Regions from separate parts of the Homo sapiens genome. Here regions 1 and 2 are each linked to region 3. The links are chromatin loops, found by intact Hi-C in ENCODE. Cell type or tissue: GM12878. All regions are shown on one strand.

The links. Hi-C counts contacts between places; a loop is a spot of excess contacts. Peaks named below come from ENCODE experiments on the same cell type or tissue, not always from the same donor. Only the 100,000 strongest peaks of a DNase experiment are listed, where the experiment ranks them.
Region 1: a loop joins it to region 3, with 4 times the contacts of the local background. A loop is called at or near these places in 5 of 110 quality-filtered maps.
Region 2: a loop joins it to region 3, with 2.3 times the contacts of the local background. A loop is called at or near these places in 10 of 110 quality-filtered maps.

The regions. Positions count from the first base shown.
Region 1 is chr2:159,891,755-159,899,754 of GRCh38, reverse strand. LY75-CD302 (LY75-CD302 readthrough) reads left to right here. Exons shown (of 38, transcript NM_001198760.1): 2 at 696-1,067; 3 at 5,671-5,841. LY75 (lymphocyte antigen 75) reads left to right here. Exons shown (of 35, transcript NM_002349.4): 2 at 696-1,067; 3 at 5,671-5,841. Among named protein-coding and RNA genes, the nearest start is that of LY75, 9.0 kb to the left of the region's middle. RefSeq lists enhancers at 2,957-3,196, 3,837-4,016 and a silencer at 5,423-5,502. In GM12878, no CTCF peak of the experiment used is centred here; DNase peaks (open chromatin) are centred at 4,203, 4,358 and 6,435; H3K4me3 peaks cover 2,723 bases; H3K27ac peaks cover 8,000 bases.
Region 2 is chr2:161,100,552-161,108,551 of GRCh38, reverse strand. All of the region lies in intron 2 of TANK-AS1 (TANK antisense RNA 1), which reads left to right. Among named protein-coding and RNA genes, the nearest start is that of TANK-AS1, 56 kb to the left of the region's middle. RefSeq lists a silencer at 4,018-4,087. In GM12878, no CTCF peak of the experiment used is centred here; a DNase peak (open chromatin) is centred at 4,201; H3K4me3 peaks cover 320 bases; H3K27ac peaks cover 1,580 bases.
Region 3 is chr2:161,162,621-161,170,620 of GRCh38, reverse strand. All of the region lies in intron 1 of TANK (TRAF family member associated NFKB activator), which reads right to left. Among named protein-coding and RNA genes, the nearest start is that of TANK, 6.2 kb to the right of the region's middle. RefSeq lists enhancers at 788-957, 3,349-3,398, 3,379-3,548, 3,459-3,848, 3,859-3,908 and 1 more and a cis regulatory region at 3,463. In GM12878, no CTCF peak of the experiment used is centred here; DNase peaks (open chromatin) are centred at 3,570 and 4,627; H3K4me3 peaks cover 3,879 bases; H3K27ac peaks cover 6,185 bases.

The sequences.
Region 1 (8,000 bases), 1.3 Mb after region 3:
TCAATGAATTTAGGTCTCCAAAAAATATCTAGGGGGAAGTGGTCTTTAAGAAAATTGTCCTTAAGTTTTCCTTTTTAGTGGCCCCACTAACTTGCCCTAAGGCAGAGGAGCACAGAGGCCTCACTATGTACTTGGATCTGAAGAAAGGAACATATATATAGTGCACATGCTGTGTTAAGCATCGACTTTTCATGTAATAATTTACCCTGCCGTAGTAGCTAACATGTAAGCAAGGCAGAATTATGGTCCCAACTAGACTTTTCATTGAGATGAAAACTAAAGAGCTTCTTTTGTCTTATTAAATGAGAAGGGAAAAATCTTTCATGAAATAGCAACAACAAATATACATGCTACTCTACACGCTTTACATGGATTAGCTCCTTTCATGCTCACAACCATCATATGAAAACTGGAGCACAGAGGTTAAATGATTTGCCCTGATCCTATGGCTAACAAGTAGCAGGAGCAAAATATGGACCCAGGCGGACTGGCTCCAGAGCCCGTGTTCTGACCCTACACACTGCACTGCCTCTCTGCTCACCACTGTCCCACCTTTTGTAGTCCCCTGCAGCTTAAAAAGAGTGGGAACAGACTGAGGATGGGAACAGTCCAGTAGTGCTCAGACTCTCCTCAGCAGGCAGGGAGCAAGGCGCTTCAACCACATAATCTACAATCTGTCTGTCCATTTGACTCAGCTAATGACCCCTTCACCATCGTCCATGGAAATACGGGCAAGTGCATCAAGCCAGTGTATGGCTGGATAGTAGCAGACGACTGTGATGAAACTGAGGACAAGTTATGGAAGTGGGTGTCCCAGCATCGGCTCTTTCATTTGCACTCCCAAAAGTGCCTTGGCCTCGATATTACCAAATCGGTAAATGAGCTGAGAATGTTCAGCTGTGACTCCAGTGCCATGCTGTGGTGGAAATGTGAGCACCACTCTCTGTACGGAGCTGCCCGGTACCGGCTGGCTCTGAAGGATGGACATGGCACAGCAATCTCAAATGCATCTGATGTCTGGAAGAAAGGAGGCTCAGAGGAAAGCCTTTGTGACCAGCCTTATCATGGTGAGTATTAGAGAGGGACTTTGACCGATTTGCTGTTGTGCTTGTCACATGTGGCATTAAACATGCACAATTTAGTAAAAATAGAGTCGTACATTAGTAAGGGCAGTGAGTAAGCTCTTCACTTCCAGGCACTGTGCAGTTACTTTGAGCGACATTCTTACAAGTCCATGGTATTTGCCTCTACTTTGCAGGTAAGGCTAAGAGAGATAAAGTGCCTTGTCTGAGGTCACACAGCCATGTTGTGATAAACCTGGGATTTCATCAGATAGATATGTACTTCTTATGATGGTCTTCTAAACCCTAGAGGAAAGGAAACCCTAGAGGAAAGGAATCATTAGATTTGTACAGGCTAAAAGTCAAATGATCTAATAATGTTGATCTTATTCTAAGTTTTAAAAGAAGAAGAAAGGTCAGGCGTAGTGGTGCATGGTTGCGGTCCCAGCTTCTCGAGAGACTGAGGCAGCAGGATCACTTGAGCACACAGGAGTTCAAGGCTGTAGTGTGTAATGATCACGCCTGTGAATAGCCACTGCACTTCAGCCTGGGCAACATAGTGAGACACCCATCCTTAAAAAAGAAAAGAAGGAGAAGGAGGAAAAATATATTTTTTCTTGCCTACGGATTTTGAATAAAATGGGAAAATTTTGAGTGGATTTTCTTATTTATTTTCATTTTTGCATGGCAACCAAATTTTGATGTTTATATTTATGATTCAGCATTTTAAGAGTGGAGTTTTTCAGTTGCTTCCGAAAATAAGTATATTAATATTGCCTTGCGGGGAGCGGACCATGGACTTAGCCCTGAGTCTAGGGACTGGATTGCAACTAATTTCTAAGTTAAAGAATGAGTAGATTTATTTTTTTAACCATTAAATGTAATTAGCTATCTCCCAAGCAAATATTTTTCATTATGTTGCTCTAAATTACACCAAATGTCGATATGCATATAATTATGTCCTCTAAGTCCTATTATTTCCCCTTGCCTTTCTTTACAAATTTCCCTAGCTTTACAGTGGCTTTCTTCTTCTCTTAAAGATCATTTAAGCTAAATTTGGCCTCAAAGTCACTATAGCAGCTTGCTCCCATACTTTCCATTATCCATCTGCACAAGTTTTTCTTTCTAGCTTTCTATTTCCTAGTGAGGATGCAAGAATTATTCTGAGAATGTCAAGTTCTGTTGTGGAGAAATATTAGAGAATTAGAGATAGGGTTTCCTTTTCATCATTCCCTGGCCTTTGAATAGTTGACAGTCTGTTTCTGCGAGCCAGTTTCCTCCTAAAAGTAAAGCAGTTGCTTTTTGGATATGACTTAATGGCAAATTTAAATTCTGTGCCACAAAAGCCCTTCTCCAACTTGCCAACTAAGAGGAAACACAGAGCCAAACAAAATGCCTTTTAATTGGATTTAACTTGTTTCATTGTATTTGTCCAGGGATCAGAAAGGATAATTTTCTTGGCAGGGTTCTTTTAGTCTCCTGATCTAATTCTTTTGAGGGGCATAGTTGTAATCTTAAACTCCCTCAGTCCCCAGTGTCTTCATTTCAATATAACTGGTTTTCCTTTTTATCCTATGTATTTTATGTATGCATTTCTAATGTTCTTCTGAGACAGGGACTGTGGATTTCACCCAGCTGCCAAAGAGATCAGTAGCACAAAAAAGGTTAAGGATCTACCCAGGGGACCACCCAGAGAGAGCTAAGCAATGCCACCAGCATAACCCAAAGGCATGAAGTGTTTCTTGACCTTTTCAAATATAATATTTGAAACACTAAAGCTTTTTTTAAAGCATATATAGTTGTGACTAGTCAAGGCATACCTCAAGTTTTAATTTGCACAGAAACCAGGGCCAAACTTGCCACCTCTTCTCTGTTTCTGTCTGGGTGACTGGTACCATCTAAGTTCTACATGTCAGAAATCAGCAAGTCACCTGAGAGGTTTCAGGCTCGCCTCTTCCACCACTCCAATATAATCAAATATGAAGTCCTGGCAATTCTACCCTTTTCAATTTATGTATATCCCTTCTTGTTCTTAGGTTAGGGACTGCTGTCTTAAGTTAGGGACTTTCTCTAGGACTCCGCTCTCAGACTCTCGATACTGATTGTTGTCCCCACCTTCTTATCTAGCAGTATATAAACAAAACATACAAGATACCCAAGTCCCAACAAAGTGAAATCCAAGGTTACCTGGTTTGTTACAGCAAAGCTAGGGCTTAAAACCAGTATTCCATTCCCCAAACATAGCTTCTTTCTTTCCCCCTTGGCTTTAGCAGTATAAACCAAGTTTTCACTTGTGATACAAGAACATTAATTTATCACTGTGCCTTGGGTTGCCTCTCACCCCAACTCCTATCCTGTGTGAGTCGTGTTCATCTCAGAGAAAACTGAAGTTGTATAAATTTTATGAGTGAACTGCTTTTGACTAGCACCCAGGTGTACATTAATATCATTAAGATACCTTGATCTCACTAGCACTTTTCAAATTTTGAATGTTTGGTGAATCACGCAGAGGAAATGGACTTTTTGTGGCAGGGTGGCTGCAGAACTATCAGAATTCTGGGCAACTCTTAGAAGCCTGCCAACAACCTCTTTATCCATTGAAACTATTTTGTCTCATGTTACTGATGACATTAATTTGCTAGTTTTCTGCATAATCACCTCATCTCACAAATTTGTAACTATTGCATAATAAAGCTGTTGTTTTAAGGATGCTATCATCATAAATTTGCACATTCAGAGAAGATTCTTCCCAGGAAAGTCTGTCTTGCTAAGGAAGCCCATGGTGTGTAAGAGGCCAGCATCAGCAAAGAATGTGTGGGAACAAAATGCTTAGTGAATAGTTAGCGTAATTTAGCTGCTTCTGGTGTGGTGGTTGTATGCTTATCATTCTTCAAAGCATATATTGTGACTTAGAGAGCTTATTAATTGAAGCCCAGCTTTGAGCTATGAAATTTAACTTGAAACTTGAGAAGGCACCCGCTGATGTCACAAGTTGTCCTTATAGGTCAAGAGTCTAATCAGAGAGAGCCCATTCTCATTCCTGTCACTTGCAGCTGAGTGCCTGAATGTATCACTTGACTACTCTGCAAAAATGGGGATTTCCCAGACAAGTATAATACCTCCCCTATGATCTCACAGGTTTATGATAAAGAACAAATGACAGAAATGTATACCAAGGCACTTTGTATTCCAAAAATCAAAGGTTTTAGAAAAGAAAACTGATGGCTCTACAAGGAACAGTCTTTGTGTTCAGGGACTGTCCTCTTAGGTTTGTAATATGGGAAAAGAAACTGGTCATGAGCTATTGGGGGGTTTTGATGCGGTTAAACTGAAACATAGGTAATAAGCAGAATCCTTATAAAATATAAGGTCAACACACTCTTTAACAGAAGTACGCTTTTGAAAACTGTTTCTATGACACAGCAAAACAAAACCAGTGATCTTTAAAAGACTATTTGCCAAGAAAAGCATCCAGATTATTATTACCTTTTGCTATAGGTCTGCTTATTACATTCTAAGCTGTTAAATGGCCTCACACTTTAGTTAGACGGACACTGGAGGAAAAGAAAGTAGAATCAAATACTGTCTTAAGCACACTTTTAAGCAAATCTGTGAGACATTTGGAGGAACCCTAATTGCCTGGTAAACGGTGATAAGATCTGATTACTATGATTTACCTAATGGCCATTATTTGATCTGTTAATGACTGAGGTTTTTAGCAAATTGTGGACCGAGGTTTTGGCAAATTGTGACAGGGATACAGGGATAGCTGTTCTATAAAAACACCTTTCCAAGAGAATTAGTATTGATATAAGTATCAAACATTCTTTCCAGCATTTCCAGGCATATTTGAGGTTGGAATCACTTTTCAGTTCCTCCCCATGTACCAGGGAAAATGATTGAAGTAAAAGCTATGTCTACTACCTCACTGGCCCCCCGCCGGTCACATGACTGCCCCATTGAAGCTGCTGCTTCTTTCACACCCCAAATTACCATGCCTTGTACCTTCCCAAGAATCTGCTCAGAAATTCAGCAGCTCTTCCTTTTACTTCCTCAAAAACCACAGTCTCAATTCTACCTCCAGTCTCTGAACAATGGGACTATTTGTCCATCTTTCTAATGCCGCAGGTGGTTCCAAAGTCCACACCCACCCTCAGTGGTTCCAAGGAATTTTTCTGGCTCCAACACTTTCTAAAGAAAAGAAAATAGAGGTAAATGTAACCTCAGCCAGGGCACCCTTTCTGGTGAAGTGCTCTGCGGCCCACAGCAGAGTTAGTAGACCCTCACCTGATCAAGCCAGGCTCTTTCAGCGCCTCATCACACCACAGTAAGTGAAGCTTCACATGGTTGATCACTGAACGCTATCCCCAGTTTGCAAAAGCAGAAACAGAGGCTACTAGAGGTTGGATAGCTAGCCCACAGGCAAACAGTGGGTTAGCAGGGAGCCAGCATTCATATCCAGACCTGACAGCACCCATGCTCTGAATTCCTACACTCGGATATTGTATTCTAAACAACGTTTCTTTTAAAAACAGTTTTAGAAATTAGCCACCTGACGCTGACTACCCAGTTTTTAACTCTCTTTTCCCCAACTTCCTCTCCAACCCAGAGATCTATACCAGAGATGGGAACTCTTATGGGAGACCTTGTGAATTTCCATTCTTAATTGATGGGACCTGGCATCATGATTGCATTCTTGATGAAGATCATAGTGGGCCATGGTGTGCCACCACCTTAAATTATGAATATGACCGAAAGTGGGGCATCTGCTTAAAGCCTGGTATGTATGGGCTGGTAAATTTTATGTGGAAAGGTAGTACATTTATATGAGGCAATAGGGAGAAGGAAGAGTTCAAAGTGACTCAAAAGTGACTGCAAAAATATTATCCCGGATAAGAAGTGTATGTTTGGAGGAGAAGAGAGAGGTAATGTGTAGCCATGAATTTGCCTTCAGAAGCAGGCCCGGAAGTGAACCAAGGCGGATGGTGTCATGGAGGAGGAGGAGGGAGTGTTCCATAGCACCCCAGGGAGAGGAAGTGTGGAAAAGGCATGCACAATTAGGAAATTGCTGCTGACCTTTAGTAGTTTCAGAAGACTAGAGGGGGTAGAAGCTGGATTGTAGTGGAATGAAGCATGAACAGAAGGAAGTAAGCCTCGTAAGTTTCACGGAGCAGAAGAAGAGACAGTTGGCAAAGGACAAAATTGCAACAAATTTATGTAGTTACAATCTTATTTGGCTTTATTGCAATTCTAGAATCAGGCAACACCTCATTTCATAAAATAGACTACTGTAAGTGTTCCAGTTCGTTGAACAGAGGGGATTGGCTTTGTAGACAGAAAAAGGGCTGAAGAAAGCAAAAACAGAAACCGAAGAGTGGATTGGTCATTTCAACGTAACTTTCCTTGTAAGAGCAATAGAGAAATAATTGATTGGTCAACATCAGGTGACTTCAGGTTAAGCATTGAAACAGAGGGAACTTCATTATCAGTCCAATTAAAGATTGAAACTGGCCTGTTGGGGAAATTAGGCAGTTGTCTCTCTCTCCTGATTTCTCAAAAGACCAGATGACAATCTGTTTCAGTTTGGTGATGTGGAACTTTGGCATGGGTGACTCCATTTTGATTTTTGAGTCCTAGATCAGGAGCTTAGTCCAAAACAGTGGCTTTTTTTTATTTAAAAAAGCAAAGGGTAGTTTAAGAAAGAGATCAGTTGAAAAACACTTTTAGAATGGTGAAATCTTAAGTATGTTTATGGCCTGAAGCAAAGAGCGGGAAAGAGAAGAGATAGATCTTCCTGGCTCAAAATTGGTGACACTGTTCCTTCCACCATTCCTGTGTGTTTGTCAGAGTGCTTTTTCTCGTTACTTTTTACCAGAAGCAAACTGTTCAGGATTTGCTAAAGAATTTGCTGTTCTTTAGAAAGACAGAGAGAGACCAAAGTAGCAATCACATCATTATCTGGCACATAACTGAGACACAGTTTCTCACCAATTAGGTGAGAGTTACAGGGGATCACGGTACCTGACATGTGATAGGTACTCACAAAATATTACTTAATGGACAATAGGTTGAAAGAATCTATAGCAAAGAGAAAGGAAAGAGCTCCAGACCTAAGTAATAATAGTTAATACTTAACAGGGCTCTGCCAGGTGTCAGATACTGTTTCAGGCTCTCAATATACATTAACTCATTCAGTCCTCACAGCAACCCTGAAAGGTACCATACTTTATCCCCATTTTACAGATGATCACAGTGAGGCACAAGGGAGATATGTAACTTGCCTAAGATCACACAGCTAATAAATATCAGAACTAGAATTCAAACCCAGGAAGTCTGGCTATGAAGTCCTTGTCCCAAACAGCTACACTAGGCTGACTCATTGAGTAGCTAGCCAGGTGGTATTAGTAATGCTGATCCCTCCTTCGGGAATGTGAGCTTCAGAATGCAGAAGCTCTTGGAGAGCTTGGAGAGATTATACTGGGTTAAGACTTAAGATTTCAGGGTGCAACAGAATCACATGGAGAGTTTGTTAGAACACAGATATCTAGGGCCCAGAGATTCTGATTCAGTAGATTTTTGGTGGGCCCCCCAAATTTGGCAAGTTTCCAGGTAGTGCTGATAATGCTGGTCTGGGAACCACACTTGGAGGATTACATATCTAATTAGAGGCCCAGGCTTCTCAACACCTGTAACCTACCTACTAAAATAGAAAAAGCCAGTATTTTCTTCAGCTATAATTGATAATAAGCAGAGTTTGGTCAGCCAGGTATCAACTTCATTTAACTCTCCTTATCATTTGGATCAGAAATTTAGATGTGAAAGTTTGCTTAGAGGTAATCCAATGTAAACCCCTGTTTCTCAGGTGAGAGGCAGAAGGCCCAGATCAGTGAAATGACCTGTCAGGGTCAGACCACATTTTTGTGGACACTAGTGAAGGAT
Region 2 (8,000 bases), 62 kb after region 3:
CAATCTGTCATGAAACGTTGTTTTGGTTGAAGTGTATATTTTTAAAAAATCCATCCTCACACAGCTATATAGTTGGAAAAGGGAGGATCTCATGTTCCTCTGGGAACCCACTGTCATAGAGTAGCTTTTAACTCAGTGTATGTAAAGCAATTCCAGGACAAGTGAAAAATCTCCATGGGAAGCCAGATATCTGGTGATCCTAATCATCTTCACATTTATTACTTTTCAGCGGTTTACCTCCCTGTTGTTATGGGCATGCATCAGGTTAAACTCACGTAGTAATAAAACTCAAATTTGACTTCCAGCAGCTTGTTCCTTTTTGAGCAATTTGCAAAGTGACTTTTAAATCTCTGAACATAGAAAATGTAGCAGGTGGTAGGAATTTACACACTATGACTCCTATTTTCACTTTATTTTCTACGACCAATGTCATTGTACTCTGGAGACTTCATTCCCACTGATGGCAGTATGCACTGGCTATGACGCACACCCTCACCTCTGCAGGTTCAAACAGTCTCTTTTCAGTAATTACTCAGTTTTCCAGGGTCTCTTCTCAGAGGCAAGTTTATGGGAATCTTATACTTCAGGGCCCCTCATTTGCCCAGGACCCTTTCAAGGCCTGGGAGGGACCCCAGCAATTTTCTATTTATAATTTTGTATTCTTTTTCCTAAAGAGGGTTCTATAAATTGTATAAACTTCAGGCAAAGCAAAACCTGGATTCTCCCCCTTTCCCCTTCTCTGTGTCTTCCTTTCCCCCTCCTTCTCAAGGTGGCAGCTAGAGGTGAGAGGGGATACTAACTAGCCTTTTGGCAATGGGAGAGGGATGTCTGCTCTTGTGAGGGATGCCTGGGTTCTTGCTGAATGAGCTTCTGAAGTGCCCTTGGTCCTGGGAACTATGATGGAAACTATTCTTGTTTCCTAGCTTGGCCCTCGCTTTAGTAGTTGCAGTGAGATAAATCTTCTGGGGTCTGGCTGTGATCCCTGACTTAGCTTTTGCTTTGTGGTCCTCTGCTGAAGAGTTATGTCATCCATGATCTTGGTAAACCTCTTATGAGCTTCACAGTCAACACCCTGAGCTATCTTCTGTGACTACCCAAGTAGTCACAATGATATCTCATTGTGCTTTTGATTTGCATTTCTCTGTTGAGTAGTAATGTTGAACATCTTTCCATATGCTTGTTAGCTATTTGTATGTCTTCTTTGGAGTAATTTCTATTCAAATTCTTTGACTGTTTTTCTTTTCTTCTTTTGCTGACATCTCCTGCCACCTTGTGAAAAAGTCTTCCTTTCTTGGGTCAGGAAATTCCTATAGCTAATAGTCTTATCTCTCCTGCACCGTAGTTCCTTGTAAAGCTCTCTGCTTCAGTTTTCTCTACCTAGTTCATGAAAAGTAAAGTTTCGCTTCACAAGTAAAGCCTGGAATTTGCAAATCAAAATAACTTGTTTAGACTATTGTCCTACTAACTCAAAAGGTGATTAATTCCCTAGTTTAGGATTTATTATATAGAGAGATTCTCCCAAAGCAGTATATGAATCCACTCAATCCTGCTCTCCACTCCAACCCCACTTAACTTCCATTTTTCTTGCTGCAGTTCTAGTTTAAGCCCTGATCATTTTTCATGTGAACTCTCTCAATAGGCTTCTGTTTTGTTTCCCCATGTCTGATCTTGATCCTTTCAAGCTATCTTGTTCCTTATTGCTAGAGTGCTGCTATTTACAAAATATGATTTTGATAGTTACTCAACGCTTAAAACTTTTCAATGGCTCCTGTGGCCTACAATAAAAAGTCCAGATTTCTTAGTGCAGTGTATAAGGCTAATTATCATATGAGTTTTGACTACTAGCTTGTGTCTCTACCATACTCTGAATACCTTTTTTTCCTCATAGTACTTAAGCCTTCTTCCTCCTCTCATAGTCAGCCTCTTGAGGGAAGGGCTCTGTAACATCTTCGCATCCTTTTATCTCACATAGTTTCCGACACAAGATAGGTACATGATAAATATTTGCTAAATTAATAAAGGTAAATAATTATGCCTAATTGTTCATTTTATTATTTTGAACTTTATTATATTGGCTTTTCCTTAAGCTGGAATATATATGTATATAATTAAATTAGGTTTTCCTGAAGCCACATATATATGGCTTTAGAAAGTATATAGGATAATATAGGATATGTATGTGTATCTATATATGGACACACATTAATATCCTATCATATTATCCTATATATTTTTATCCTATATTATTTTATATATTATATTATCCTATATATTTTCTAAGGCCATATATATATGTGACTTTAGGAAAAGCAAATTTATTATATACATATATATTTCAGCTTACGCATATATATGTCCTATTAAGACATATAAGTACAGGGATACATAATATTTTGGGTCAAATTCCATCATCCTTAAAATCTACATTGATAAACTAATAAAATTTAGAGACTGAAAAGAAATGAAATTATGCGATTCATGCCCCAAAAAGATTTACAATCTGCTAATGATGTCATAGCAGAGTTTTAATAAAATGTCCTAAATAAGCAAGGAATTACGCAGGAAGAGGGAGTCATTCCACTTTTAATTTTATCCTTCTATATTTTAATGGAAAAGGCACTGTTGTTTTCACTGTCCATTTCTTCTTGTTTCAGACTCATGGTTCAGGGGTTTACTTATTTAAGGCATGAAGATCTTCCTGATATTTAAGAGATATTCTTCCTCATTTTACCATGATTTAACTTTGCATGCTGAACCAAATATGGCAGAATCAAATAATGCATTTTGCACTATGTTTTCAAAGTTATTATTATTATTATTATTATTTTACTGAGTAGAATACCTATTTTGAACCTCTCGGTTCCATCCCCTATCATGATTGACTGTCAGGAAGCACCGTGGGGGCTGATGTTCAGAAAGCCCTTTCAGCTACATTTCATATGTTCCTTCTCAAAATATTCCTGTGCCTCAGTGTTCCTTAGCCAATATTTATGTGGCAGGGAAATGTGTCTTATCTCTTTTGTGTAGATGATTAAAGTGCTGCACAACCATAAGGTGGTTTCATTCTGCTGTTTTCTACCCTACACCTGTGACTTTGATAGGGAGCTGTTGATGGGCCTGGGAATAGCTTGCAGATGTGTATGTACCAGCAGTATGTTAGGATTCAGTCTGAAAACTAGCAAGTCTGCAGCCTTGGCATCCAGGGCTAGATGTTTCTCACATTTTTCTTTCCTACATTTCTTCCTGTTCAGCCCCTGGTTTTCCAGAATCGTGGTTAGGTTTATATTGGTTAAGGTTTCTGTTTGTTTGTTTCTTAAAGCTTCCTCTTGTAGTTTAAAATCCTGAAGATCCTCAGAGCTTGAGCCTTGACCTTAGGTTTGGAGAATGTGGGGTCTGTGCAGCTGTGATCCTACTTGAATAAGTTTGGGCAAGTCATGGGACAGGAGTCTCTGTTTCTTCATTTGTTATATGGGTTTATTATCACCTGACAAAAGGGTTTCTTTAAAGTTTCCATGAGATTATTTGTGAGCGAGTGCTTTGAAAGGTGTAAACTGTTGTACAATTTTGACCTGGTATAATAATGATTTTTTTTTGAGACAGAGTCTTGCTCTGTCGCCCAGGCTGGAGTGCAGTGGCATGATCTTGACTCACTTCAACCTCTGCCTCCCGGGTGCAAGTGATTCTTCTGCCTCAGCCTCCCGAGTAGCTGGGATTACAGGTGTGTGCCACCATGACCAGCTAATTTTTGTATTTTTAGTAGAGATGGGGTTTCAGCATCTTGGCCAGGCTGGTCTTGAACTCCTGACCTCATGATCCACCCGTCTCGGCCTCCCAAAGTGCTGGGATTACAGGCATGAGCCACTGCGCCCGGCCCGATAATGATGTATTTTTTAACCTATGGCTATTAAATTCCTGTGGGCAATTATGTGGGATGAATCTTTGCTATATTATAATAACCAGTGATTTCAGCTAATGCAGCCAAACATCTGGTCAAATCCACTGTAAAGCTATTTCAACTGAATTGGTTAATAGACCTGTATATAGAGAGAGTCCAAAATAGCCTCAAAATTTAACTTTGCTTTTAATAAAGAAGCTTCCTGTTTGTCTCATTAATGGCACCTGTCTGACTCACTTCTGAGCCAGATGTTATACTTCATCGTTTCATAATGTGTCATTTCTGCACACCGACTTTCTTTTCATAGTTTCTGAAGCAAAATCTATTTCATCCCATCACCAGGATATTGTTGGTGACAGCTGCAACACCCGAATAGGTAGCTTTAGCTTTCACATGGACATAGATATGGAAAATGTTCTCAGAATCGAGCCAGCAGGGAATGAAACATATGGCAGGCAGTGAAAGAAGTGAAGGCTCGTTTCTATAACAAACCCCTCTGAGTTTTGACAAGGCTCTCTGATATACTGTCAAACCACCCCAGGGCTGAGAGGCAGGTAACTCTTCTCTATCTCTAGTCTGAGCACTAAGACTTGCCTGAGGAAAGAACTTTCTTACATTGTTATCTAAAAACTGTGAGTTCTTCATGATTAGATATAATAAATAGTTTGTAACCCCTAGCTGCTCATCAGATTCACCTGCATAGATACTTAGAACTCTCCCCAACCCCCTCCCCCTGCATCCTTCAATATTTTAATTCAGTAGGTCAGGGATGGGGCTCAGGCATTTTTTTTTATTTTTTTATTTTATTATTATTTTTAGTTCTTCTGGTGTTTCTGACGTGCAAAAAGCTAGCCAGAAATGTATTAGAGAATCTAATTATCAAATGGACGGTTGTTCTAGAAGATGGACTTTAAAGACCTCTGCCAAAGCTGAGTGTGTAAAAGTAGATGAAGATAAATCTTCACTTGCAGGGGTCAAAGTCTGCAATGCATACAGGAACTAATAGGTAAGGTGAATGTGAAGTGTGAAGCGGCTTATACAATATAAGTAGTGATGGGGATTGTGGCAAACTGGAGAATGAAACTCTGTTGAAAGGCACGCCAGCTAACAAAATGTCACTGTGGACAGATTTGGCCTTTGTTCTCCTCTTTTACTTGAGTATAAAGTCTTCATGCCTGGAGTTTTCTTCAGTTTCTCCTGTGTGAAATACTCAGTGTTATTTTCCTTTTGAGATTTTAAAAATAATGTTAAAACATTAAATGTAAGAGGGGTATCTTGTAGACTGCTTTTCACAAAGGTAGAGGAGAGGAATATGATTAAAATGGATCCATTTCTATTTCTCATTTTATCCCCCAGCTTACCCCATCTGACTACATGGATAGCAAGTTTGAGTTGGATGAGGCTAAGCAGGGCATAGTGAACCTGACATTCAGTTTTTCTCAATTTCTTCTGCTCCTGGATTCACTCCTAATCCTGTAGGACAGTGGTAAGAAAGACATCAATAAAATAAGAGAACTATAAATGAATAGGAAGCACTTCAAGAAGATTTGAAGAACTATTTTAAAGTTAGAAGTATTTTAGGGGCATCTGCTGAAAATGTTGCCTAACTGTGATATTTCTTTTTTTCACTCTGGGGCAATGAAATTTTATGAGTCACTAAATACATATTTTGACATCTGGCTTCACTGCTTTTTTTTTTTTTTTCTGGAATGCTGTAAATTCTCATCATGAGAGTTTACTTCTTGTCAGTCTTTTGATACTATACTCTCAATCATTTTCTGGGTGATTTACAGATGGTGGTACCTAATTGCCTTAGGCCTTAGTTTCCTGTTAATTCCCTAGGCTATGGTAAGGCATAAGGCAAGGAATGAAAATGTTAAACTTTATGTGAAGGCAGGCTTAAATTTTGACCTTCCCTAACTATGCAACTTTTATCTTTGTGCTTGTTTCATTTGTTAATGTAAATTCTTATATTTAGCATTATTTAGACATGATTTCATACAGATTTGAAGATTCTCTTGACTTAAAATTTTGTTCTGACACCTCTAGTCTTAACTACAGCTACCAGTTTTGGAACTCTGATCCATGTGAGATCCTGAGATGTTTTAATTTAGAGTTTGTTGATTTTATTTTGTAGAGAAATTAATTTTACATAGACATAAGGTAACAACTGCTCTTTTTTTATAAGTAAATTTTTAAAAATTTCAACTGAATATTTATGAGCATCAAAGAGAGTTTTAGTTTCCCTGTATGTCTATGCTGTTTGATACATGGAAAATGTGGATGAGCAATAGGTACTAGCCATTTTCATGTGTATGAAATAAAAATTTCTTCTATGATTGTGCATTTTAGGCTATTGGCTCAAGGGTAAGGAAGGGACTAGATTATAGTTCTAAGCTTCTGATCATAGTGTTTTTTTCCTCCCTATGGCTATATTGCCTGATTGTCTTCTGATTTTTATTTTTTATTGGGGTCCTGGTTCTGTATTTGTGAACTTATGTTTTGACTTATGAAGTTTTATATTAAGAGCTAGGTAATGAATAGAAAATGACTATCAATGATACCACATCAAAACTGGCTGCCTAGAGTATGTATAATTTTCTCTCTTATCTCCCTCTTCTCCAATTTTATGGATTCTTCTAGAGTATTTTAAGAGTTTCATTGAAACCTGATTACCATCATAGTGAGAAACGTCTATCAGTAACACTCACCATTAGGCAACCTTGTGGGAGGTATACAAGGAAATTTCTGGAGTGAGTTTGCAATTACATGTTCCAGGAAATTAAGGATAATATGAAGTCCAGCTCTTTAATAACCATCTTAATTAGTGAAAATGTGATGGAGAAAATGGATGGAATCCTGCATATGTATGTAAACTTTTAGAAAATTAGCCCTCATGCATACCTAACATCTCAGATGTCAACATTGAGTTCTAGCCTGTCGCATTAGTTCCTTAAATGGTACTGCCTAACCTTAGGTATTGCTGCCAGAGTGTGAAAGAATGTGTTTTGGGTAAGTTACTCTTTACATTTACCAGGAAAACTCCTTGGGGTGTCTAAAGGCACAGAGTTAATTGCTGAAGCAAACTACAGGAACTCTTAGGACCACAGCATTCTTAGGATGGCAGTGAGAATCTTGGAATGGGAGATCATCTTGAGTTGCCAACATTTCCCAGCAATTGGTTTCTAGTTGAGAACAAATAGGCATTTATTTTAGAATCTGTGGAGGCGCTTTCACTTTTTTTGTTTTGTTTTGTTTCCACTTCTGACATTGGAATTAGTGAGGAAGGTTTTGCCAGCAAAGGATAAGATCCTAACATGCTGGAATCCTAATTAATTGCTTCAGGAAAGATATTCAATCTACTTGCCTGAGGGTTAATGACCAGTTTTGTTTTCCTGACTTTCCTGAAGAGAACTGCTTCATATGCAGCCTGGATTTGGGCAGGGCGTAGAAGTTAAAAACAGGCCCAGCTTTGAGGGGCAATGCTTGAGTGACTCAAAGTAAGGTTGTTTTGTTTTTGTTTTTGTTTTCCCCCTCACAGGGTGCCTCTATGCTACTCACTGATTTTTGTTCTCCCAAATATCACATATATCAATCCTATAATATTTGATTAAAATATTAGAATAGTTTTGAATTTTATTGCCTCTTGCATCAGAGCATAGCTTACCCAGACAGCCACATCACAATGAGCACATTATTGATTATTCATGAAGACACCCTAGGCATTGTACTTATTAGCTCTTCTTTAAATTGAATAGGCCTACTCATGTAATTGAAAAGATTAATAGGAGCCGGGGCTGCAAGTGAAGAAATGGAAGGCCAACTTGCAAATCTGATTAAAATGTCTAGTATATTGAAATAGAGGAGATGTAAAATTAAGAAAGTTACAAGCAGGAAATGGCAAACACCAGCTGAGGCGATAGGGAATGCCATATGTTATATGTTCTTCATGCTTTTTTTTTTCCTCTTGCTTTTTTCAAGAAAGACTATATATAAAATACACACATTATATATATACATGCATACATTACCCTGGCACATGTATCATTAAGGATCTCCTTGGAAAGACAAGTTGATATATTTATTTTTTGGAAACAAAAATTCA
Region 3 (8,000 bases):
GTGGGGAGATGTAAGATGGATTTAAAATTACTGCCATAGGGGGTCGAGTCATAGCTTGGAAAGCACTATAAAATGCTATACAAATATGCACCAACGCAGGGAAACAGGCTTTCATAAAGTTGCCTTTTTTCCCATAGTGATCTGCTTTTTAATTATTCTACAAGAAGTATATAGAATTTCGGAACAAAAATAGCAGTTGCTAAGGTAGAAGACTTTCTCAAATAAATAAATAAAGGTATTTTGATACTTTGGCAGATGGCCCAGAGCAACAGCACTTTGTTCATCTTGCTTCCATAAAACTTCCACAACTCATCAACTTAATTAATAGAGAAAACAAATGTTTTCTCTATTAATGGCATTTGTTGAAGTTCTTGTTGAGAAATTTGACTGACCATAGCCCATCTCCCACTAAGTAGCAATGACACTTTTAACTTGATGTTCCTCCTATCAATACTCTAATCATCTTAATTCTATTTCAATTCTCAAACTATCTACAGATAGTTGAGAGACAAGATAGATCTCAAAGACATGCCTTTAATTCAAAGAGGCACAAAGAGTCATGGATAAGAAGGACAATCTCAGTCTTCTGTTTGGATGGCAATCATCCCAACAATGAAGAAGGTGGTTCCCTATTTGATCATGGGAAGCACTGGGGTTAGGGTCGGAACAAAGATCTATTTGCAGGTGCTTTACATAAACTACCTCATTTTTAATCTTCCCTCTGCAGAAGCATATATTGTCTTCCCTTTACAGAGGAGGAAACTGAACTTCAAAACTGAGCTTCAAAAGGGTAAATAAGTTGCATAAGGCACAGAATTAGAAAATGGAAGAACCAGATAAACCTAGGTCTCTGTTGCTAAAGCACAATCTCTAGCTCTCTCCCCTCTAATTTTTTATTTTAATCAGAGCTATACGTACCTATATCTTAATGAGTTGTGTAGTTCTACAAAATAAGAAAAACAGTAGTCCTCTGCTTTCCCCTTCCTATTTCCTGCTTCACCTTCGCAACAAATTTTGACTAATTCTTTTTTGTATTTATCTCTGTATCCCTAAATAACATGTAATACTGCCACTACTGATTTTTCAGTTTTTGTCTCTTCATTATGGAAAATTAGGATTCAGCTCTCTTTAAATATCCCCTACCTCCTATTCTCCCCCATTTCCCCAATACAGTTATATCTAATTTTTCATTAGATTAGCATTCAGCTTTTACTTTCTTATTACTATGTAATGCTATTCACTGTTGAACAATACCATGGATACTTTTCCTTTTCTGAAAACTTTTTTCCCTGAAAATTCTTGTTTGCTTTGTTTCCTATTATCACTAATACAACTCCTCAATATATTCAGACACGTCAGGTATTCTATCTCTTTAGAAGAATCACTCTGTAAGCTTTCTGGCTTGCTCCAATCTAGACTAGTTGCTCTCTATGCCTGATGGAAAGCCTTCATCTTGGGACCTTCTTTACCTTGAATTTGGGGATACCCTTTGTCCATCTCTTTCTTTAATTGAATCCCTCATTTTCAGTCTCCTGAATCTTGTTTTATATCCCCACGTGGTGACGCAAATCTTGTAGCAGCTTCCTAAGAAAGTGTTTGGGAAGTAAATTTTTTGAGGCTTTGCATAACTAAAAATATCTTTACCCTCTGACTTAACGGATCCTTTGGCTAGATTAAGAGTTCTAGGTTGGAAGTAATTTTTCCTCAGAATTCTGAAAGCTTTGCTATGCTATCTTCTAGCTTCTGTTTATTTTTTTTGAGGATCAGATCCATTTTGATTCCTGATCTTGTACAATTCTCACTCTGTTGCTCGAGGCTGGAGTGCAATGGTGTGATCTCAGCTCATTGCAACCTCCACCTCCGGGATTCAAGCGATTCTTGTGCCTCAGCCTCCCCAGTAGCTGGGATTACAGGCGCACGCCACCACACCCAGCTAATTTTTGTATTTTTAGTAGAGACGGGGTTTCACCATGTTAGCCAGGATGGTCTTGAACTCCCAGCCTCAGGTGATCTGCCTGCCTCGGCCTCCCAAAGTGCTTGGATTATAGGCATAAGCCACTGTGCCTGGCCTTAAACCGATTTTTTTCTCTTTGAAAACAATTAGGATTTTTTTTCTTTTTGTCCCTAGGATTCTGAAATTTCAGGACCATACTTGGCCATGGACTATATCATAGCAATAGGTGTTTGGTGGGCCCTTTCAATCTGGAAATTCCTCCTTCAGTTCTTGGAAATTTTCTTGAAAATTTTTTGGGGCAATTTCTTTCCTTTTGTATTCCTTTCTGGGACTTCTACTATCTGGGTTTTGAATCTTCTGTACTGGTTCTCCAATTCTCCTTATTCTGCCACTCCTTTTAAAATGAACTTCCCTCCTTATTTCATAGTGAGAAATAAAAACTTTTAATGTGAGGAGTGCAAACCCATTTTAATTATCAGGCCCAGAGAGGCACTGAAATGTAAGTGTGTGACAGCAGTCACACCTCACTCTCCCGTGAACTAAATGACCCTCTTGAAGCTACCTACTATGTGATGCCAAGTAGCCATAAAATGCCATACGTTAGATACCAAAACTCATGCCCTATAGTTCAACAATGTATAATCACTAATCAATGTTATTTCTGTAAACCAGTGAGAATTCCTATCAAATAACTTAGTATCAGCCCATTCTTTGCTCTCTTTTGCCTTTAAAAACCTGGTTGCGGCCAGGCACGGTGGCTCACACTTGTAATCCCAGCACTCTGGGAGGCCGAGGCGAGCGTATCACAAGGTCAGGAGATCGAGACCATCCTGGCTAACACGGTGAAACCCTGTCTCTACTAAAAAATACAAAAAAATTAGCCGGTCGTGGTGGCGGGCATTTGTAGTCCCAGCTACTTGGGAGGCTGAGGCAGAAGAATGGAGTGAACCCAGGAAGCGGAGCTTGCAGTGAGACAAGATCGCGCCACTGCACTCCAGCCTGGGTGACAGAGAGAGACTCCATCTCAAAAAACAAAAACAAACAAACAAACAAACAAAAACCTGGTTGCAACAAAGGCCGAATGGAGCAACCCCCCAAGGCAACCTGGAAGTGTGTCCAAGGCAGCTGTCGTCAACCTTTACCCAAATAAATTCCCCATATTAATTTTGCCTCCATTTCTTTAGGTTGACAATAGATACAATATCTTAAGTCTGTTGTCTTTGGCAGCCATTATCCTGCCAAATGACAGCCAACCAATCCTGGATAAAGAAAGTAGTAATCAAGGGTAAGTAGTGGTGCCTCTGGAGCTGCACTGAGGCTGACAGTGTATGAGCCAAATCATGTTCCACCTCTAACTGCCTGTTCAACCAGAACATCTGAGCTTTGATCAGTTATGTATATATACATTGGAATTCCACGTTTGAAGAGAATCAAAGGCTTAAAGGTAGGATTTTCGCCATCTTGACCCCAGGATGATTAGTCATTCTTTAGTAAGGTCTACTTTTTTGTAGGTGGTTGAGACAAGTGTGAGTAATTTGGGAGGCAGGCAAGGCCCCTCTGCTGGGTTTCCCCAACTGCTGAGCCTATTCTGTTTCTGGGTAAATGTTCTGCCAGAGTTCACACTTGTGGTGAGAGACCAACTCAAATCTAAAGCAGTTTCAGGATGGGGAAAGGAAACCACCTTGAATAACTGCTACTCCTTCCACTTTGCCCTAGAAAAGAAAGCCACCAGCCTTTCCCAACCCCTTGGGCTATGAATAAGAGGAGTTCATATTCTATTTCAGAAAAGTTGCCACTGTAGTACATAAAGAGGTGAATCAGTGAATGAAAGACAAATTCTGTGTTTTTGTTTTGTTTTTTGTTTTTTTTTTGAGACAGAGCTTCACTCTGTCCCCCAAGGGTAGAGTGCAGCAAGTGTGGCGGTGCAATCATAGCCCACTGCAGCCTGGACTCCTCGCCTCAAGCAATCCTTCCACCTCAGCCTTCTGAGTAGTTGAGATTATAGGCGTCAAGCCACTGTGCCCCACTACATCTTGGTCTTTTCTGTATCTTAGTTACATGCTTGCCTTCTCACCCACAAAACACATCAGGAGTAAAAAGCAAAAAAATCAGTCAACAACACGACATATACACATAAATAAGACATCTTCTCTTTTGGATGGTTAGGAAGATCTTTAAAGACACTCAAAAATATTAAGTGTGTTTTCCTTACCTGAAGAAAGGAAATGGAAGAGAACTGTCACTACTCACATTTACTTGTGATCATTTTCCACTTTTAAGGAGTTATATAACACAAGCAGCTAATTCCCCAACTGACCTCTTGCATTTCTATTCTCCTTCCACATTGTAAACTTTGGTCATGAATATACCCATAGCATATTGTACTACGCTGTTTCTGTGCTCCATCCAGGCAGCTGATATAATAGAAACCTTAAATATCATAAATCCAGCAGTGTTAGAATTTGAATTTTGTATTTTTCCATAAGCTGGAAGGCTAAATGCAACAGGATAAACAAGACAGTCTCACTGGTTAAACCCAAAGGTCCCCAGTACATGTTCTCCATTTTGCTGGATGTTAGAACTTGGTGAAATTTTCTATGTGATCTTGCAAGAGCTAAAAGATTTCACTGTCAAAGACCACACCCATGAGTCTCAGTTTTGCCTTACTTCCTTTTTTTCTCCAGTAATACTTCTTTCTCTGAGACTATTTATCAAATGTTATGGGTTTAAGTGCACAACTAAACAGTATAACACCAAAAGGGAAAGCAGGCATGTGATGTTCTACTCCTCTGAGGTGAACGTAAACATGGCACTGCTCAGTTGGCTGTGCTGAACTGAGTAATCTTTAAGGGGTATCCTCTCCTCTGACTAGGGGCAATGTTAGAATCTGAAGATGGGGGAGGAAGGATATACAATTTTGAAATAGTTAATATTAAAAATCTATTACATAAATCATATAAAGAAGGACTTTGCATAATATTCACAGATGAGGGAACTAGAAGAGAAAGTCTGTAGTCAGTATGGTGAGGTGTAGAGGAGGAGTAGGACTGTATGGGAAGGAACATGTATTACAATCCTCTAGGATTTGTGAGATTTTAATGTTTATCAGAAAGGAAATATGGATTTTTAAAGGTTGAGAAACAACAATCTCAAGGGAAAGGCATTTCTACTTTTGGGATTCCAAATACTTGAGGTTATGAAACCACATTCCAGTAAATGCCACATAATAAATGGTTGTGAATAGTAAAACCACTTAAATCTCTCACAATAACAGTTGATTTGCTGATTCCAAAAATCCTTCTTCAAGCAATTAAAAAAAATCCTTTATTTTGAAAGAATCTAAGTCTCTAACTTCTGTCCCTTATAGCAAGTCACTCTCTGGAAAAACTATTACCTGATTGGGTTGTTTCGCTGTTCAATAGAACAATTCTCATACTGCAACTATTTCAAAGACTCTCATAAGTTCAACTTGCTAAGTAACCATCAAAATGGAACTCATATTAATTTTCTTTGTCTACTCAATTTCCAGTAATTCCTTACTGCAATGACTTAAAATACTTTGTTGTCAATGTTAGCAACCTATTTTCAGTAGACCCTTCCTTTTGCAAAAAAAAAAAAAAAAAAAAAGTATTGGTGTTAAGTAAAAGCTATTATAGATCACTAGTACTCAAAATGTTTACTCTCATAACTTACTACTGATAATTACCATTTATAGAGAATATATCTCTGAAGGTAAAAAGTTACTGTCCAGGAAATTTTCCATGAGACAAACAATTGCCATCATTTACTTCCCAAACTCTTTTCCTTAAGAAAAATACGTCCCTTTAAAAATGTTTTTCTTGGTTGCATAGCAATGTGAATGCACTTAACATTATTGAACCATATACTTTAAAAAAAGGTTAAGATGGTAAATTTTATGTTATGTGAATTTTACCACAATTTAAAAAGCTTTTATAGATTAGGAATTGGAAAATGTGACACATGTACTACATAAGTCCCAAAGCCTGTTTTCAGTTGCATAGGGCTTGGTACCAGTTACCCTCAACTTATTTGAACAGTGACCAAATACTGCACTTAGTTCAAAAGACTTTGAAAATTAATTAACAACTCACTGAAAAGGTAGTTCATTTCATATTCTGTTATCCCTTCCTGAAGATAATCATAATCTTGGTTCCGAACTATAAAGCGATTTTTGTTACATATCTAAATAATAGCCTCCTCTTTCCCTGTATTTATGATTCAAAACCATGGCAGCAAGCATAGGAGATAACAGGTGGGAAATGGCAGCCACAGCATAAATCCTACAGGAAATAGAAACTAAAACTAGGCTTTACGTAACTGAACACAAACGAACTGCAATTAAACAGTAATATTTTATGCTTATAAGGTGTTAGAAAACAAAAAGGATAAACAGTAACAGTCAATCAGCTAATGCATAGCATCGAAATAGCGAAGCTTTATGTCAACAGTCTATTTTTATTTACCATTTGCTTTTGGACAAAGGTATGGTTTTAAAAAACATGCAGTCTTCTTTCATCATAGGGCAACTCCCCAATTATTTTTGCTATAGTAGCCCATAAATGGAAATAAAATACCCACGCATTCACATAATGCCTGCATCCTACTGTTAGTAACGCTTCAGTGTCTGTAGGTATCCTCCACAGTTCATAGATGCAAACTGCTAAATTACATTACCTGTCTCAGGTCATATTCTTGAAGGTGATCAAAAAGCATTTGAAATAATCATTTATAAAAGTCTATCAAAGATTACACTATTATCGAGGTATTAACAGTAAACCATTAGTCAAGTAAAAAGGTGGGCTTCTGTTAGATGACAGCACTGCCCCATGTGCGTGCACATACCATGCACATACCTGAACTATGCTAATGATTTTCACTTCATGTTAAATAAGTATAAGCATGTTAAGCTTGTATATTTTTTCACCCACTCATTTTGAAACCCTCTGTAGGATTTGGCTACAGTAAAATGTCAGCTTGGTTATTACCTTTAAATTAAGAAATTTCCCGGCAAAATTGGGAAGCTAGTGACAATAAAGTGAAACTGATGCTTTCCCAGTTGAGTTTCACTCTTGGTTTCTTTCAGGGCATAGACAAATTTGCCCATGTAGAAGCAATACCCTTGCTTCTGTAACATAACTGAAGAAGAGAAGAGAAAGAATAGCAAGACATTTTACTTAACAGCCTCAGCCTACCTACAGCATTTTTCCTTGTCCATGAAAAAAAAGTTGTGTGTAGGGGGGAAATAACCAGCATCAGTACAGCAGCTGTTCTTAGTTCTTGACATTACCGTGTCCCAGACTCTTTCATTCAATTGTATTTACTCCAAGGAGTTTTTGTTTGTTCTGAACCATTTTGCTGAGTATTGTTGCTGTCTTAAGAACAATGAACTCCCAGACCCACATGGTTTCATGAGTGAATTCTTTCAGATCTTCAAAGAGCAGAGTTCTTAGGCTATTTAAACTACATCAGAGCGGAGGAAGAGGAACTCTGCCCAGTTCTTTTTAGGAACCAGCATAACCTTGATACCAAAACCTAGCAAAAATAACAGAAAAAGGTGAGTATAAAATGAATCTCAATCATTGATTTTAAATAAAAATGCTACCAAAGGAACCAATATATACTTAAATATTACACCATGACCAAGCGTAAGATTGGTTCACAAACTGCAAATATACTAAAGTAATTCACTATCCTGTTAGGTCAAAGATGAAAAGTACCTATGAAAGGTTATGATAGATGTCAAAAAGCCATTTGACAAAATCCAACTTCCATTCCTGATAAAAATGTTAAGAAGTAATGAATATACACACCAAATGAACATCCAATATCTATTATTTAAAATTGTTCTCAAAGTGCTATCTAATACAATAGACACTCCCCATCCCCAGTTGCAAAAATGACTTTGGATGCAATCCAAACAGTTCTCTGCAAAAATCACAATGAGCTAGAAATATTAAAGGAAACTTCCCTGATAAATATAATTTATTAGATATTAATAGTAACTTCATATTTAATGATGACATAA